Linked DNA regions of Homo sapiens: region 2 is linked to region 1. A link is an interaction called in ENCODE POLR2A ChIA-PET data of the cell type or tissue named here. Cell type or tissue: PC-3. All regions are shown on one strand. Each heading gives the region's core, and the rest is flanking DNA. Links, peaks and the distances in the headings are about the cores only. Region 1 overlaps KCNAB1 (potassium voltage-gated channel subfamily A regulatory beta subunit 1). Region 2 has its middle 49 kb from the start of TIPARP.

Evidence for each region. Peaks named below come from ENCODE experiments on the same cell type or tissue, not always from the same donor. Only the 100,000 strongest peaks of a DNase experiment are listed, where the experiment ranks them.
Region 2: POLR2A ChIA-PET joins it to region 1 with 6 read pairs; 4 of 35 experiments call an interaction of 5 or more read pairs at or near these places.

What each region holds. Positions count from the first base shown.
Region 1 is chr3:156,521,898-156,530,238 of GRCh38, reverse strand. It overlaps KCNAB1 (potassium voltage-gated channel subfamily A regulatory beta subunit 1), which reads right to left. Exons shown (of 14, transcript NM_172160.3): 12 at 6,292-6,412. Among named protein-coding and RNA genes, the nearest start is that of SSR3, 29 kb to the left of the region's middle. In PC-3, for the core only: no CTCF peak of the experiment used is centred there; a DNase peak (open chromatin) is centred at 4,238.
Region 2 is chr3:156,621,197-156,629,537 of GRCh38, reverse strand. No RefSeq gene overlaps it. Among named protein-coding and RNA genes, the nearest start is that of TIPARP, 49 kb to the left of the region's middle. In PC-3, for the core only: no CTCF peak of the experiment used is centred there; a DNase peak (open chromatin) is centred at 3,247.

The DNA.
Region 1 (8,341 bases), core at 210-8,209:
CTTTTCTTGGACTTGATTCATACATGATCCCACCGCCCCCATCACCCCATTTCAAAATTTCTTACTGTGTCTTTCTGTCAACAAAACATGCTAAAATTTCTCCCATTCTAGAATAGGCTTCCTCTGACCCTTTTTACCTGCTTAGATACTGCCCCAACCTTCTTCCCCTCTTAAACTTCTAAAAGGTCAGTCCAGATTCCCTTACTGATCTTCTTCACATCCCAGTCACCTTCTTGCTGTGTCCAGAAGCTAAGGTCCCCAGGAGCCTGCTGGTGATTACAGTGGACTTCTGAGTCCTTAGCTGCCTGGAACTCAGTGTTGCTGGACTCATAGATGCAGTGTCTGCTGGGCCTTCCTGCTAGATGCCCCACCAGCACCGCAAACTTCTTGCTATAATGCCTGGCCTTCTTGCATTCCCAATCACATTTGGGGGCATCACCAGCAATGTGGCTCCCCAATCTGGAAACCTGGGAGTACTCTTTAAGAACTGTCCTGTTCTGACCCCCTTTTCCCTTTTAACTGCTAAGTCCAGTTGATTATTCCTCCTAAATATTCCTCTAATCAAGTGGTTTTCAAACTTTGGTATGCATCAGAATCATCCAGAGGGCCTGTGAAACACCCATTGTTATGGCTCACCCGCTGAGTTTCTGATTCAGGTCTGGGGTGCAGTCTGTGCATTTTTAACACACTCCTAGGTAATGCTTATGCTGATGCTGCTATCTGGGACCATGCTCTTTTTTTTTTTTTAACCAACTTTATTGAGGTAAAATTTATACATCAAAAATTTTACCCATTTTAGGTGTACATTAAATAATTTTTATAAATTTACCAACCATCATTTTTAAGGTGCAACCTTCACCATTTTTAATGCAGTTTTATAACATTTCCATCACCCTAATAAGATCCCTACCTCAAGTACCAGGCAGCCACTGATCTACTTTTTGTCTCCAGATTTGTCTTTTCTGGACATTTCATCTAAATGGAATCATACAATAGGTGGTCGTTTGTGTCTGGTTTTCACTTAGCATATGTTTTCTAGGTTTTTCCGTGTTGCACTATGTACCCGTATACCATTTCTTTTTGTTGCTAAAGAGTATTCCATTGTGTGGATACAGGGCTCAGTTTGACAATGACTGCTTTGGTTCAGCTGTCTTCTCCGGTTCAGCTGTCTTCTCCTCCTCAGTCACTGCTGCCCTCACTCAGGCCCTCACCATCTCTCTCCTGGATAACTGGTTTTCCTACCTCTTGCTTGAATTGTCCCCTTATATTTCCCCCATACAGCTCTCATCCAGCCAGCAGCAGTCTCTCTAAACACAAATCTGATCATATCACTTCCCTAGCTAGTGCCTGACATAACTCATTGTCCTGTAAGATGAGGTTCTTAATTCTTACCTTGGCAAACCTTATTTTCTAGCCTACCTCTGCAGCTTCATGGCTCCCTACCTTGAACTTTGTGCTTCAGGAGCACTCACCTGTCTTTAAATCCTCTCCATCTCCAAGCATCTTGCTGCTTTTCTCCTCTTCCTCTCCCTTCATTCTGGGGCACATTGCTCAAGCTGTTCCTTTTGCCTGGAATGTCCTTTTGCCTTCCCCTTTCTTTTTGCCTCACTAATATTTGCCTGTCATTTGAGATTCCCCAAAGGTATTGCCTGCTCCTAAAGTACTTCCCTGAATTCCAAGCTCCTACTCTAATTCCCTTATCCCCTGTTCCCTTCTTAATATGATGACCTGTATTAAAATTATCTGTTTATTTTCTTGACTTGCCCACCAGGCTGTGAGGTATGCCTTATTTGCAGTTGGATGCTCAGCCACCAGCCCAGTGTCTTGCACAAAGTAGGAACTTATTAAATGTTTGTTGAATAAACATAGGCATGGATGATTGATGGATGTCCCCAAGCACATCTTCTGCCCCCATTTGGACAGCCATATTGTCAACTGATACTCTTAAGCTGTTACCGTGTCCAGGCCTTTTATGGTAATCACTGAATTTCCACATGGGCAAAATACAAAATAGTGCTGTATAAAAGTACCAATCCAATCTTTCTCTCTCTTTTTTTTTTTTTTGACTGCATTATTTGCTGCTTTGCACTGAGAACTATTTTTGGCCTTAAAGGTAGTTCTGAGGACAAAGCAGGTTCTAGGTAAATTATTGCCCATAAACTACCTGACTACTCGAGGTCACCAACAGCTGATTCCCCTAATGGGCCTGTAGGGCACAGGAGAACCCACTGGGCAGAGCTGGTTACTTCCATGGTAGCAACTGCAGCTGATTCTGGATAATTAGCACCTCTAACCAAGTGTCACTAGCAAGTATGTCCAGAGTGCCTGTTCACTAAGAACAAAGTATGAATGCTGGCTCCAGTATACCTGTGTGACTTGGGGAGCAGGCACACAGTTGGGTTCAAGTAGTTTGCTTTCTGCCGGAGGATCCCTCTCCCACACTCTCCTAGCAGATCAAAGATAACGTGCCTGGAAATAATTTCCCTTTTGATTCTGAGAGTTTTGTGGCTATAAACAAAATTATTTATTTACAAAGAAAGAAGTGACAGGTGAGAAAGACATCTGAGAGGACAGGAGGAAAAGGGGAAAAAAAGCATGTTTTAATTTAAACTCAGATCCTGTAAAGAAGGCATTTCATGTATATCTAATATCTAGTAAGAGTCTAAATCTTGTAAAGATTTCCTCTGTAGAAAGAGAGTGTTCTTTCCTGTCTTTCAGGGCTAAGTTTAATACTTCATGTTACTATCTAAAAACCATATATGATTGTGCAGAATATGTTTCTCTGCATATTACTCTGATTGCTTGCCATGGCTAAGAGCAGACAGAATTTCAAGTTTTGCATGTCTACTCTCTGCAAGAACATTATCATCTTTATTAGCACTCACTGAGCACCTACTTTTTGCTTTATATATATAATTTCCCTTTACTCAACTAGTTTGTAAGATATGTATTATTATACCCATTTTACAGATGAGAAAATTGTTACCAGGTTAAGTAACTTGCCTGTGGTCAAATAGCTAATATGTTTTACTGTGCTTGTTAAAGCTGTAGAGTTGCTAAGTAATAACATTAAATACATTGTTTGATTTTATTTTATTTTTTGAAGAAAGGATTAAAGCACCAGTCATACATATACTACGGTACATGGCATTTTCCCCCCTCTAAAATCACCTCCCATTTCTATCTTTCTATGACTGCTAATTGCAACTAACATTTCTCTGCCTTCCAACCTCTGAAGAGTCAAGCTACCAACAAATATTCTATTAAATTATTTTATTTGCATAGACCTTATCTTGAGCTTTTTATCTCATTGGGTTAGTGTTTCTGATATGTCCCAATTCCTGCTATTTCTTAATCTTTAGGATTTTTTTTTTTTTGTCTAGAATCAGCACCCATTTTATTCCTTTCTCATAGCTACCACATGAATTCTTTTATCTCATTTCTTCATTTATAAGTGGAGATAGTAATAGAAAATCCTCCACTAGCATCGGTAAGATATGACTAGTAATAGTATAGACCTCCGCGGATTGTTATGGTGATGAAGGAGACAAGACAGTGAGAGTGAGCCTGAGGTGCTTACTATAGAACCTGACAAATATCCCCTAGTAAGGGAACCAGAAGTCTCAGGGCTTTTCTGCCCAGTGTGTAGCCTTTGGCAGCACGTGGCTATTGAGCATGCAACGTGTGTCTAGCCTGAATTGGAATGTGCTTGCTCTAGGTGTAAAATATATGCTGGATTTTGAAGATTTGTAGAAAACAAAGTAAAATATCTCAATTTTTAATATTTATTACATGTTGGAATGATAATATTTTGGCTATATTGGGTTAAAGAAAATCCATTATTAAAATTAATTTCACATGTTTCACTTTAATGTTTTAATGTGGTCACTAGAAAATTTAAAATAAGATACAGTTATGCATCCCATAGCGACAGGGACACGTTCTGAGAAATGCATTGTTAGGCGTTTTCCTCATTGTGTGAACATCATAGGGTACTTATGCAAACCTAGTTGGTATAGCCTACTGCACATCTAGGCTATATGGGATAGCCTATTGCTCCTAGGTTCCAAATCTGTACAGCATGTTACTGTACTGAATACTATAGGCGGCTGTAACACATGGTGTTGTGTATCTAAACATAGAAAAGGTATGGTAAAAATATGGTATAAAATGGTATACCTGTGTAGGGCACTTACCATGACTGGAGCTTGCAGGACTGGGAGGTGCTTTGGGTGAGTCAGTGAGTGAGTGGTGAGTGAATGTGAAGGCCTGGGACATTCTTGTACACTACCATAGACTTTGTAAACACTGTGCACTTAGGCTACACTAAATTTATTTTTAAGATTTTTCTTTCTTCAATAATAAATTAACATTAGCTAACTGTAACATTTTTACTTTATAAACTTTTAATTTAAAAAAGCTTTTGGTTGGGCACAGTGGCTCATGCCTGTAATCCCAGCACTTTAGGCGGCCAAGGCAGGCGGATCACGAGGTCAGGAGTTAGAGACCAGCCTGACCAACATGGTGAAACCCCTTCGCTACTAAAAATACAAAAATTAGCCAGGCTTGGTGGTGCACACCTGTAATCCCAGCTACTCAGGAGGCTGAGGCAGGAGAATCGCTTGAACCTGGGAGACGGAGGTTGCAGTGAGCCGAGATCGCGCCACTGCACTCCAGCCTGGGCGACAGAGCGAGACTGCGTCTCAAAACAAAAAACAAACAAACAAAAAAACCTTTGAACTTATTTGTAATAACATAGCTTAAAACACAAACACATTGTACAGCTGTACAAAAGTATTTTCTTTATATTGTTATAAGCTTTTTTTCTATTTTTAAAAAGTGTTTTTTTAGCTTTTTAAACTTTTTTTTTTTTGTTAAAAACTAAGACACAGACACACTCATTAGCCTTGGCCTACACAGGGTCAGGACCATCACTATGTTCCACCTCCACATCTTGTTCCTCTGGGAAGTCTTCAGGGGCAGTAAAACACATGGAGCTGTCATCTCCTGTGATAATAATTCCTCTTTGGGGAATACCTCCTGAAGGGCCTGCATAAGGCTGTTTTACAGTTAACTTTTTTTTTTTCCTAGTAAGAAGGAGTAACACTCTAAAGTAAAGATGAAAAGTATAGTATAGTAAATACATAAACCAGTAACATGGTCATTTATTATCATTATCAAGTATTATGTACTGTACATGATTGTGTGTGCTAGACTTTTATATTACTGGCAGTGCAGTAGGCTTGTTTATTATACCAGCATCACCACAAACACACAAGTAATTCATTGCACTCGGACCTTAGGATAACCACAACATCACTAGGCAATAGCAATTTTTCAGCTCCATTATAATCTTATGGGATCACCTACATATATGTTGTCCGTCGTTGACTGAGACACCCATGATTGAATGTGGTTCATATTATCTTTCTCTCAAACAGTGGATGTGGTTTGGGGTTTTCTTTTTTTTTTTTTTTTTTTTTTTTTTTTTTGAGATGGAGTCTTGCTCTGTCACGCAGGCTGGAGTGCAGTGACGCAATCTGGGCTTACTGCAAGCTCCGCCACTCGGGTTCACGCCATTCTCCTGCCTCAGCCTCCCAAGTAGCTGGGACTACAGGCACCCACCACCACGCCCGGCTAATTTTTGGTGTTTTTAGTAGAGACGGGGTTTCACTGTGTTAGCCAGGATGGTCTCGATCTCCTGACCTCATGATCCGCCCACCTTGGCCTCCCAAAGTGCTGGGATTACAGGCATGAGCCACCGTGCCCAGCCGCGTGTGGTTTTCAATTGTTACCAGCAATCATGACCTTTCATGGACTCCACAGCATTAGAAGAACAACGTTTATGGCCTTCAAGAACTTTCAGGGTGAAGCTATTTCTCTAGGATCAGCTTTTCATGTGGCAGTAGCCTTGGGCCTGTCACAGCCCTGTATCTCATCTTCTCACCAACCCTGGTTTAGTTTTCAACAGACAGAAATTTGAGCCAGAAGAAATGGATGTCACTACACAGTTCACCCCTGACATCTGTGATAGTGTATGTTATCACTGACATGTTCTCATTTAAACTATGTTATAAGAGCAAGGAGAAAGAAGTAAGAAAAATTTGCTATCATGTAGAAAATTCTGGGGAACCTCAAATAACTCACTTTATATTTAGCAGGAGTTTATGCTTCAGAGATCATCTGTCCCTGCAATAGACATTTTATCATGGTAAGGGTGTGGTCAGCAATAGAAAACTATGATCTCAGCAGAAGTCCCTCTACCACCCCATAGCTTAGTAATTTTCTTACCAACAGCTAGCTGAGGTAGTGTGCATCCCAGACGCTCCGCAATTGGGGAAAGGTCTTTTAGCTTGTTTTGCTGTTTTCTCCCTTCTTCACTTACAATTCTTTCTTTCAACCACTGGTAGCACTGGGGAAAAGCATAACATTGAAATGTTAATGTCTGGTAAAGATCTGATGTCAAAGAATGGTAATTCAATAAAATATGTGAACCTCATAATGATTTTCTGAATTTTTTGACCCTTATGTTTCACACTGACAGGGATGATTTCATGCAAAGAAATGTTCCTCACGATCTTGCTCCTTGTTTATTGGTTCAAAACAGATTGATTTTGACTAATATTCACCATTCAAATTGATCAGCCTGCACAGAAGTTGTTATAACCCTGACCGTGACATACAAGCACTTAAATCCTAGCCTGTCCAATAGAAGAAGTAACGTTTTTTATTGGGATAGCCCAACTTTAGAATGTAGCAAAAAAAAAAGTACATTTACAACTTACCAAGATCTATTATGTCTCCTTTTTATTAAGAAAGCTGGGTGCCAAGCTTTCTGCTCAAAGAAAACCACTATTTTACATTTTTGTTTAACTATTTTTCTCCCCCGTGCTTTCAATTCACTGCTAATCTCTTATTCTTTTTATAATGGGGCTTTGTTGTTAGCTTCTGCAGCTTCTTCCTAGAAGCAGACATGGCATAACTGATAGGTACTGAGTTGGTTTTTAAAATTTTAAAGTAGATAAAGACTTTGCAAATGTTATTACCTATTGTATAACTATTGAAACTTAAAAAAGTAAAGAAACTCAAAACAGGAAACTATTCTTTAAAGCCAATGAGAAGAAACTGACCCTGATCTATAGACTACAAAATGAACCTAATTTCCTAAATATAAAGATAAAAATCTTTTAGAACTTCTCAATGCCTTAGTTTCCAGAAGGCTCTGCTCTTACTATGAGAAAGGGAACAATAGACTCTTCTACATAAAGCGAGCACTTAAGCAGCAACACCCAGGGGAAAAGAGTATTTGTAAGAGTGTTAGTCTGTTTTAGGGAAAACAATTAAAAATCATCACACTGTGTGGTAATGTGGACTTTCTCTCTTGCGTGTAATTGTGACATAATACATAATAGCCATCGCAGATCTTTATCTTCCCAGAGACCGCAGAATGCTCTGCAACAGGCAGTGGGCCATGGACACTGCACCCACATGATTTCAATAGGCTGCTGGCTTTTGTTTTTTGAGCATTTTTTCATTATTCTAAGACAATATTTCCAAAGAAAAGGGTAACCACATTATGTTTTATTGTGATTTTTTTGAGTTATTTTGCCGATGAGAAAAGGAGAAGGGCAAGCCGCCCCAGTTTTGTCTCCTAAATCTCAAAGGCTTATGGGCTGGCTCCTAACCTGGTAGCCTGCTTGAGGAGATGGCTAAAGTTTTCCCAGCCTTAGCTCTGAGAAGCCTCAGCTTCTTCAAAAAGAAGAGTGGCCTGGAGCATCTCTCCAGAGATGACATTTGGTGCCAGTGGTGATGAGGTGGGCATTGTGAACAATGGACACTGCCTTGGGGCCGGGGCAGACTTCCTGGGCCAGAGTGCTGTCTATGTCAGAGAGTCCCTGAACTTACTTTTGGTGTCCTCAGTGGGAAAAACATCACCAATCCTCACTAAAGTTTCATAACATCTTTCAGAGGACCAATATCTCTGAATGTTATTCAAACCGACTAACAAAGATTGAAAACTAATAGCCAACTGCTTTTTGAACAATTGCTTCTTATTAGTATTAGAATTTCTGAGTTTCAGTATATACCATGCATGTAAAGAGTGGTTGGTTTATCAATCAATCTTTTGTAACTTTTCCGTTTTTGAAATCTTGTATGCAGTGCATTCTCTTTCTTAGGATTGGGTTACAAGTTCTATTTATGTGTGTGTGTATATGTGTATGTGTGTGACACACACATACACACCATTTTCAGAGACAGACTTCCAAAAGTAAAAAAAAAATTAAAAAGAAAAAAGCAATTATTTATTGAGTCCCAATCCATGTTCAACACCATAAATCTC
Region 2 (8,341 bases), core at 210-8,209, 99 kb before region 1:
CCCAGAAACCACGTTTTCTCAGTAGAACTCTGCTGGGTGGCATTGGCTTGAACTGGGTCACACAGCCACCTGTTGTTGAAGGAAGGCTGGGAAATCAGGGAACAGGCTTATCATAATGGACTTAGACTAGTGCTACTCAAACTCTAGCAAGCATTGAAATCCCCTGGAGGGCTTGTTAAAACACTGATTGCTGGGCTCCACCCCCCAGAGATGCTGATTCAGTAGGCCTGGGTTTGGACCTAAGAATTTGTATTATTTAAATATCTCAGTTGATGCGGATGCTTCCGGACTTTAAAAAACACTTTGAGAGTCACTGACCTCCACCAATGGCTCTCAACCCTGGTGGTGCATTAAAAACATTTGGAGAGCATTTTTAAAGATACCGTTTCCTGGTCCCACCCCCAGATGTTCTGATTTAATTTGTTGGTGGAGTCCAGGCTTCCGTATAGTCAAAGCTCTCCAGGTGATTCTAATGGTAGCAGAACTGGAAACCACAGTTTTAGGCCAGTCATGATTTCTTATCTGGGACTATTATCAAGGTTCTATTAGCAAACAGAAGGAGAAGTGGGTAATAGGCTGCAGCAGGTTCAGATAGTGGTTTCTGAACTTGATGCACTTTTGAAGCACTTGAGAATCTTTTTAAAAAATCTCCACTTTAGTACATACTCCAGACACTTAAATCAGAATCTCTGGGGGTGGGACACAGGCATCAGTAGTTTTTGAAGCTCCTCAGATGATTCTAATGTGCAAACAAGTCTGGGAACCCCTAGGTTAAAAGAAGATTGCTGCAAAGCTGATTATATTTGAAAACTATTTAAAAGGAAGGTGTGAAGGGATGTTATTAGTATTTGGATTGTAAAAGAGAAACCTGAAGATTAATGTAATTATGTAAGTACCAAGATAATTTTATAAAAGAATGGTGTTGTCCCTCTGAAGAACAGCGAGGAGGAAATGGGATCAACCTGGTCAGAATCCTTGGGTTAGATGTAAAAAGAAATTTCCTAGCTGCAAATTGTTGCAATGAAATGTGGTATGGTAGGAATGTGGTTGTGCAATCCTGTCATTGAAGAGCTATAAAAATAGTATAGATTCTCACCTGTTTAGAATGTTTTAATGTCATTCTTTCTGAAGGTGAAGAGGTGAATGAAATGACCTATCTAGCTTTCGTCTTTGAGAATTTCCTCTTTTACTCCTCTTCTCATTTCACATCTCAACTTAAAAGGCAGACCTCTGCATTAGCAATTCAAAGAAAACATAACCTTTGCCCACCTATCTGCTTGAATGGATAAAATATCTGACAGCTAGTAATAGGTTGAGATGCCACTAGCTCAAACTGCTTAGATCTCTAAAAGGCTATTTTGAGCTTCCGGATGACAAATATACTGCCAAATAGAGAGGGCCTTCCACATTTGATTTGAATAGGTTCCTGTGTTTAAAATGTAAATGCTGTACTTAAGGATGATTCACTACTGTGTCTGGGTCCTGCTACATGCGTGCACACACAGAAAACCAAAATAGCTATTTTCATGCCACATACAAATAACATGTGTATAAATATAGCTACAACTAAAATGTGTTCTTTGTACATGAAAATGTCACTGGCTTTTGTGAGTAGGACATATCGTCTGAGTTGTCTTTGTCTTTTGCGATACCGATAATGAATCTTCCCTGGTCACATGTAACTTTATTACCAGTAACATTCACTAGTTCAACTGCTGAGATGTCAATGGCACAGGAAAAAATAGGAGCCCATCAATGGAGCAAAACAACACTCAGTGGATCTTATCCACACTACTTGTATCTTAGGTTGAAGATCCTGTGATAGAGTTAAGGAAAAGATTTAGGAGTGTTTCCCCCCCTTTAGTCCAAACTTTTCCTGCAAATCAGAATCATTATGGGGGGCTTTTAAATACCCTAATGTCTAGGTTCTATTTCATACCAACTAAGTCAGAATGATTGGGTGTGGAAGTCAGGCATCATTAGTTTGTAAGATCCCAGTTGATTCTAATGTGCAGCAGAGTTTGAGAGCCACTGCCTTAGCCACCTTCATTATGAGATCTAAAAACCTCTTATAGAAAGAATTTCTCTTAGGTCTCATGGTCAAATGTAGATATAAGGATTAGGTAAATTTTCCTCCCTGCTGAGTGTGACAGAGATTAATTATTCTTGAAGGTTTATTCCTCCTAATTCCTCCATCATAAGAGAATGTCTAATTTTTAGCTGCCTACGTAGCCACACAGAATAAAGACCACTTTTCCCAGCCTTCCTTGCAGGAGGGCATGGCTGTATGTTTCAATTCTGACCCATGGGATTAAGTGGAAGTGGTGCATATTCCTGACAATCATTAAAGAGAAGGTATGTATTCTTCCACCCTTCCACCTTCTTGCTAGCTAGAATGCAGATGTAGATGAAGCTCCAACAGGCAATTGGTCACTGAGATGACTTTAGAAGAATGGAAGCCACACAAAACAAAGAAAGTAAAAGGAGTCTTGTTCCCCACACCAAGCTCGATACCAGCTCTAGAATGACTATTCTGGGCTTCTTAATGGGGGAGAAAAAGAAACTAGTTTATAGCACTATTTCTGTTCATTATAGCTGAACCTTATTCTAACAGACTCAATGGTTCTCAAAATTTGGTATATATCAGAAATATCTACAAAGTGAATGAAGCATATTCAAGTAGGTGATTCTGATACCTAACCAAGTTTGAAAACAACTGTACTAGATATCCTTAGGAGGTAGAGAGCACACATGATGAGGGTAAAACTTAGAATTCAAAAAGTAATGAGTGATTAGAATCATTTGCAAAAGTGAATCTACTAAATAAAATATTCAGCAGTACAGTGTAGTGGTTAAAGACTTTGGTTCAGGAGACAAACAGAACTAAGTTTAAATCCTGGCATTGCCACTTACCAGCCATAAGTAACTAAACTTCTAAACTGTTTTCCTCATTTATAAAATGTCAGGTTCTAACTGAGGTCCAAGGGGAGTCAGTGGGCAAGTGGTGGGTAGCTGCAAAAACACTCAAGGAATCGTAGACAGTTTTGACGTGGCTTTACTCTCTCTCTCTGGGCATGAGCAAGCTATATGTACAGCGTTAGCAGGGTAATTATACATTTTACAGACAACAGTAGCTTCGAGCTAAGCACAAGATCACGTGGGTGATACCTAATGCACCTCACATGGTGTGGTTACATAATGTGTGGGGTTGTGCACCTGCACTCCAAACCAGATGAGTCATGCTGCGCTGGAAGGGCACTTCAGCCTACTCCTGACTAAAGCTTAGCCATTTCCCTTACACTCTACCCCCTAGGCTGAGAGTGCCCTCTGGGCAGGGACATGTGCCTGTAGGGCAGAGCCCTGCATCCATAACAATAACAATAACAACAATACAGAGAGCAACAGCTCACTACTAGGATCCCAGCTATGCTACTTATGACTATTAGGGCCCAGAGTAGGCCAGAGCCTAGGGATGCCCACTATTTCTGCAGGGGGTCATCAGTAAGGCTCTGGACCACCTTACTCTCCCATGAGACCTGTTGCAGAGCTACTGTTATGTTCTGCTGATTGTCAGGGATAAAGGTACAACATTGTGTTCCTTAAAAGGCACAGGTGCCTCCTTGGGAAGCTATTACTATGTCTAAGGCCATTCGATTTTGCCACAAAACCTTTCTGATCTGATCAACCTCATCTGTTAACAGGAGGGCCACTCAGATGTAATTCAGAGCCCGAGTGCTGTGCTCTGCAAGAGCAGTAACTTGTGCTTCTACAGTTATGACACCTGCTCCAGGGATAGTCATTGCCAACCATCAGGGGGCTTGTTGCACTCACAAAAACTGAGAGTGTAGTGCCTCCCATTTATGCGGGTATCTGGGCAATGTGGGGAAAACACATGGCAGGTGGCATGGGGGTGGCAGGTACATAAGGCCACCCCCAGGTACAATGTCCAGTCCAGTGTGCTGGTAGGTAAGGCCACCCTGTGTCCCCACAGATCCATAAACTCCCCGGGGGCACAACATCTATCGGGGACCAACCTTGGTGGGGCCACTTGTTCCACCATACCTTCGATATGGTGACATGTGTTATGTTTACACAGACTGTGATGGGTAGGCATCCCACAGTGGTGTTACCCCAATGTTGCTCTATGCATCATGGCACCTGGGCTGGGGGTACTACATGTTCCCCCATTAGGCAGCCCCACCCATTATAAACACTATGGGCCAGCCAGGGGGTGGGTGCACCATGGGCCTTGTGGCAGCCTTTGTCCAAAGCTTGCTGCATTGCATTCGAGGCATCAGCCATGGGGCCCCAAGTCTCCAACCATGTCCAGTTCACTGAAGACACGGGGTGTATGTGCCAAGGCAAGCAGTCCGCAGCTGCTGCTGGAAGGGTGGTACAGATCAAAGAGTTGGAAACATTGGTCACTTCAGCGTAGGTGTGGGCCCAGTCCACAATGCAGTTGGAGCATGTTAACCTACAGCCAAAATGATAGAGCAGGCACAGGTACTAACAGAGGTAAATCACGTCCCTCAGGCAAAATACAAGCTAAACTTTCATCCCTGGATAACAACGTGGTCACCATGAGCTTTTGCCCTGGGAGATGGTACCATACTTTCTCAGCTCCCCATGGTTCCTTTGAGTCCCGTCTCCATGCAAAAGTCACGGGGGAGCTCATAACATGCCACACAGACAGTACATATGTCCCCTGAGGAGGGTTCCTTCCCTGGCCATTCCCCTATGAACAGTCAACCGTGGGGACTATGCATTGAACACCCAAGGAATGACAAGCAAGTCATACTGTAGGCCCTCCCCCAAGGGAGCTACAATGGCAACCACCACAGTGGGGGCTTGGAGGGTCCATGGCCACAGCCAGGTTTTCTGTTCCCTCGCCTTCAGGGGTGTTGGGGCAAGCAACATTCATCACGGCAGGTTACCGTTCATCCCCATACCTGGTCAGGGGAGGTCATCCTTGGTATGTATCTGTAACTGAATGAGGGTGGTGGCCTGGTGTAACAAAGCCTCCACTGGGGCCAGGCCACCTTTCTGTGGCTATTCATTCAAGGTTTGGTGCATCAGGTCCAGCCTGGAACTCCAGCCCCGCAAAGACGAGGGTGTGACAGGCAAGCGTAACCCATTCTTCAAGAGCCTGTTACATCGCTCAATCATATCTGCAGCTTGCAGGTTGTATGACACATGGAATCCCCACTTTATGTCCATTTCTTGTGCCCATTCTTATACCTGTTTTCCAGTGAAATGTGCTCCCCTATCAATCTCAATGGCCAGAGGGTGACGATACAGGGCACCTAAGTGTTGCAGAGGCCAGATGGTGTTCTGTTGGTTGGCCATCCTGCAAGGGTAGGTGAACAACAGGCTTGCAGCCGTGTCCACAGCTGTAGTGTATGCATATACCCTTGTAGTCTACTTGCCACCTGGTCAAGGGCACTCGCCCTATCGTCACTTATGTAACACTGGGCAGCTGCCTCTGTTTAAGGTATGCCTGAGTACATGCCCGACATTTCTGACAAGCCTCACAAATATCTTGTACGGGCAGATACAGACCCCAACACTTATTGACATGTTGCATCAGTTTACCCCCCACACGTCCCAGTTTCCAGTGTAGCCACAAAGCCACATCTTGTGGAGGTGCTGAATCTAACCATCAGACCTTGGCCAAGGCATCTGCTTCATCCTTGCCAGGGGTGGCCAAAGGCATATGGCCTGACACGTGATAAATAATTACCTCTTTCTGATGATCCATTTCCCAGAGGTCTTGCCACGTGGCTTGGCCCCAAATGGGTGAGTGGCCAACTAGCCACTTCTGTATTTGCCAGGTAGTTACCACAAGGTTAAGCCTCGAGAGACCACCCAGCTATTGGTACAGATTACCATAGGTGTCACCTCCTTTGTGATCACCATCCATGCTGCTCTAAGTTCAGCCCATTGGCTATTTTGTTCACACCCGGTTTCAACCATATGGTGTCAGTACAAGGTTGGACTGCAACGGCAGTCCAGGCTGCAGTAGCACCTCAGTTAGACCCATCTGTTTACCATGCCCCATCAGGAATTGAGGGATGCCCTTCCTTAAATGGTGAAGGCTCAGGGTCTAGGGCTGCCTCAGGCCCCATGGCCTTATCTTGCATTAGGACTACAGGTCCCAAGACCTCTTGCAACTCTGCTGCTAAGGGGTTTGTACTCAGTGTACCCTGCTGCTCCACGTAGGCACCCCACTTTGCCAAAGTGGATGTCTGCACCGTCCCAGTCTGGGGGGTCGTTACCCATGAATGCACCCATCTCACTATTGGGTAAGTTATCCACACGACGACTGCAGCCCATCCTGTCACACTCTCACAGCTTGAAGGGCAGCATATATAGCTGCTAGCGTTTCTCTATCAGGGAATACTGGAGCTCATCTCCCTTCCATAGTTGGGACCAAAAGCCTACTGGCACTTGCAAGCACTCTATGCACTGCCACAGGCCCCCCAGCCGAAACCATCTGTGGTCACATGCACATCCAGCTCAAATGGGTGCCCCAAGTCAACTACCCATAGGGCTTGTGCCTGCTGAATAGCCAGCTTGGCTGCCAGGAAGGCGGTCTCAGCCGCATCATCCCAATCCCAGGGAGCTCCCTTCTTTGTTAACCAATGCAACAATTTTATCATTTGAGCTAAAAAGGACACAAATGCCCGCTGATATCCCAGGAGCCCCACAAAAATCTGCAGCTTCTTCACTGTGGTGGGCCAGGGATATGCCTGAATCTTATCAATCATAGCCTCTGGGATGGCCTTTGTCTTACCTGACCAGATAACTCCCAAGAATTTGGCAGCTAATCCAGGCCCTTGGACCTTGGATTCATTGATGGCCCAACCGTATGCTGCTACATGTTGCTGCAAGAGGGGTGCCACCACTTCTAAATCTGCAAGAGAATCAGAGGTTAACATGATATCATCAATATAATGGAATAGGTGGACCCCTTCTGGACATTGCCAGGCAGCTAAATCTGTTGCAACTAGACCAGGACATATGGTGGGGCTATGCACATAGCCCTGCAGCAACACTGTGAAAGTCCATTGTTGCCTATCCCACATGAAGGCAAACTGTTCCTGGGTCTCTGGAGCAATGTCAATGGAGAAAAATGCATTGGCCAAGTCCACTTCATAGTGATACTGTCCCAGTTCTGTCATCAAACAGTCCATCAAATCCATGATTGACAGTACAGCTGCATGCAAAGGGGGTGTTACTTTATTCAGTTCCCAATAGTCCACCATCATCCAACAAGTTCCATTAGGCTTTCTAACTGGCCACACTGGAGAATTGTAGGGGCTGTGGGTGCCACACACTATCTGCACCTCCTCCAGGTTTTTAATTGTCTCAGTTATCTCTGTATGCCCACCTGGCAAACAGTATTGATGGGTGGAAGTAACCTGTCAGGGTTGTGGCAGGACCTGAGGCTGGTGACATGTATGTCCACGCAGCATCGGCTTCACCACACACACTCAGAGTCTGAATTCCCTGGGTGTGGTTTGTAATGCCAGGCCATGTAAAATGTCCATCCCCAGAATGTATTCTGGTATGGGAGAGAAATACACAGAATATAAATGGGGAGCCAAACAGCAGATGCCAAGGTGCAGAGATACAGGTTTCACTTCCACTGACCAGCCTCCATATCCATCAATGTAAGCAGGTTAGCCCTGAAATTTATTTGGGTTCCCATAAGCAAGGACACAATCTGTGCCAGTATCCACCAGCACCAGCACCCATTGTACACTAGTGGAAGACCAGTGGATCACTAATTCCACACGTGGTCGCTGGTTGTCTGGTGTCCCCCCAAGATGGGCACCTCAGCCAGTTTCCTAATCAAACAGAAAAGGCTCTACATTTCCACCTGGCTGCAGCAAGTAGTCTTTGAGCTGAAGTGCCCGGGTGGGACTGGGTCACGCAGCAATGTCCTTCTCCCCGTTGGGCATTTTCTGGAATTGCTGCTCCAGAGACAATTATCTCCACAAAGTTAAGAGTACTTCATTGGGCTGCTTATTGATTTTCTCTCGGTCAACCCCGGTCAAAATCAAATCTATCCACATCCGTGAGCATGTTACTTGTTGGGGCCCTCTTTTCTCCCATGGGGGGGCCCCTGTGGGCAGAGCATCTTCCCCTTCTTTATGGCATAGACCCCTCAGTCCTGCTGACAGCCTTCTGCTTCCCCAAGAGCTGTCACAGCAATGGTCACTTCATGTATGTGGTGCCCTATGTACAGGGTGAGGACAGCAGCTAGGGAGGCAGAGGCACTCCGGAGCACAGAACCCAACACAAGATCCCTCATGTGGGAGGTGAAACGTTCATCATC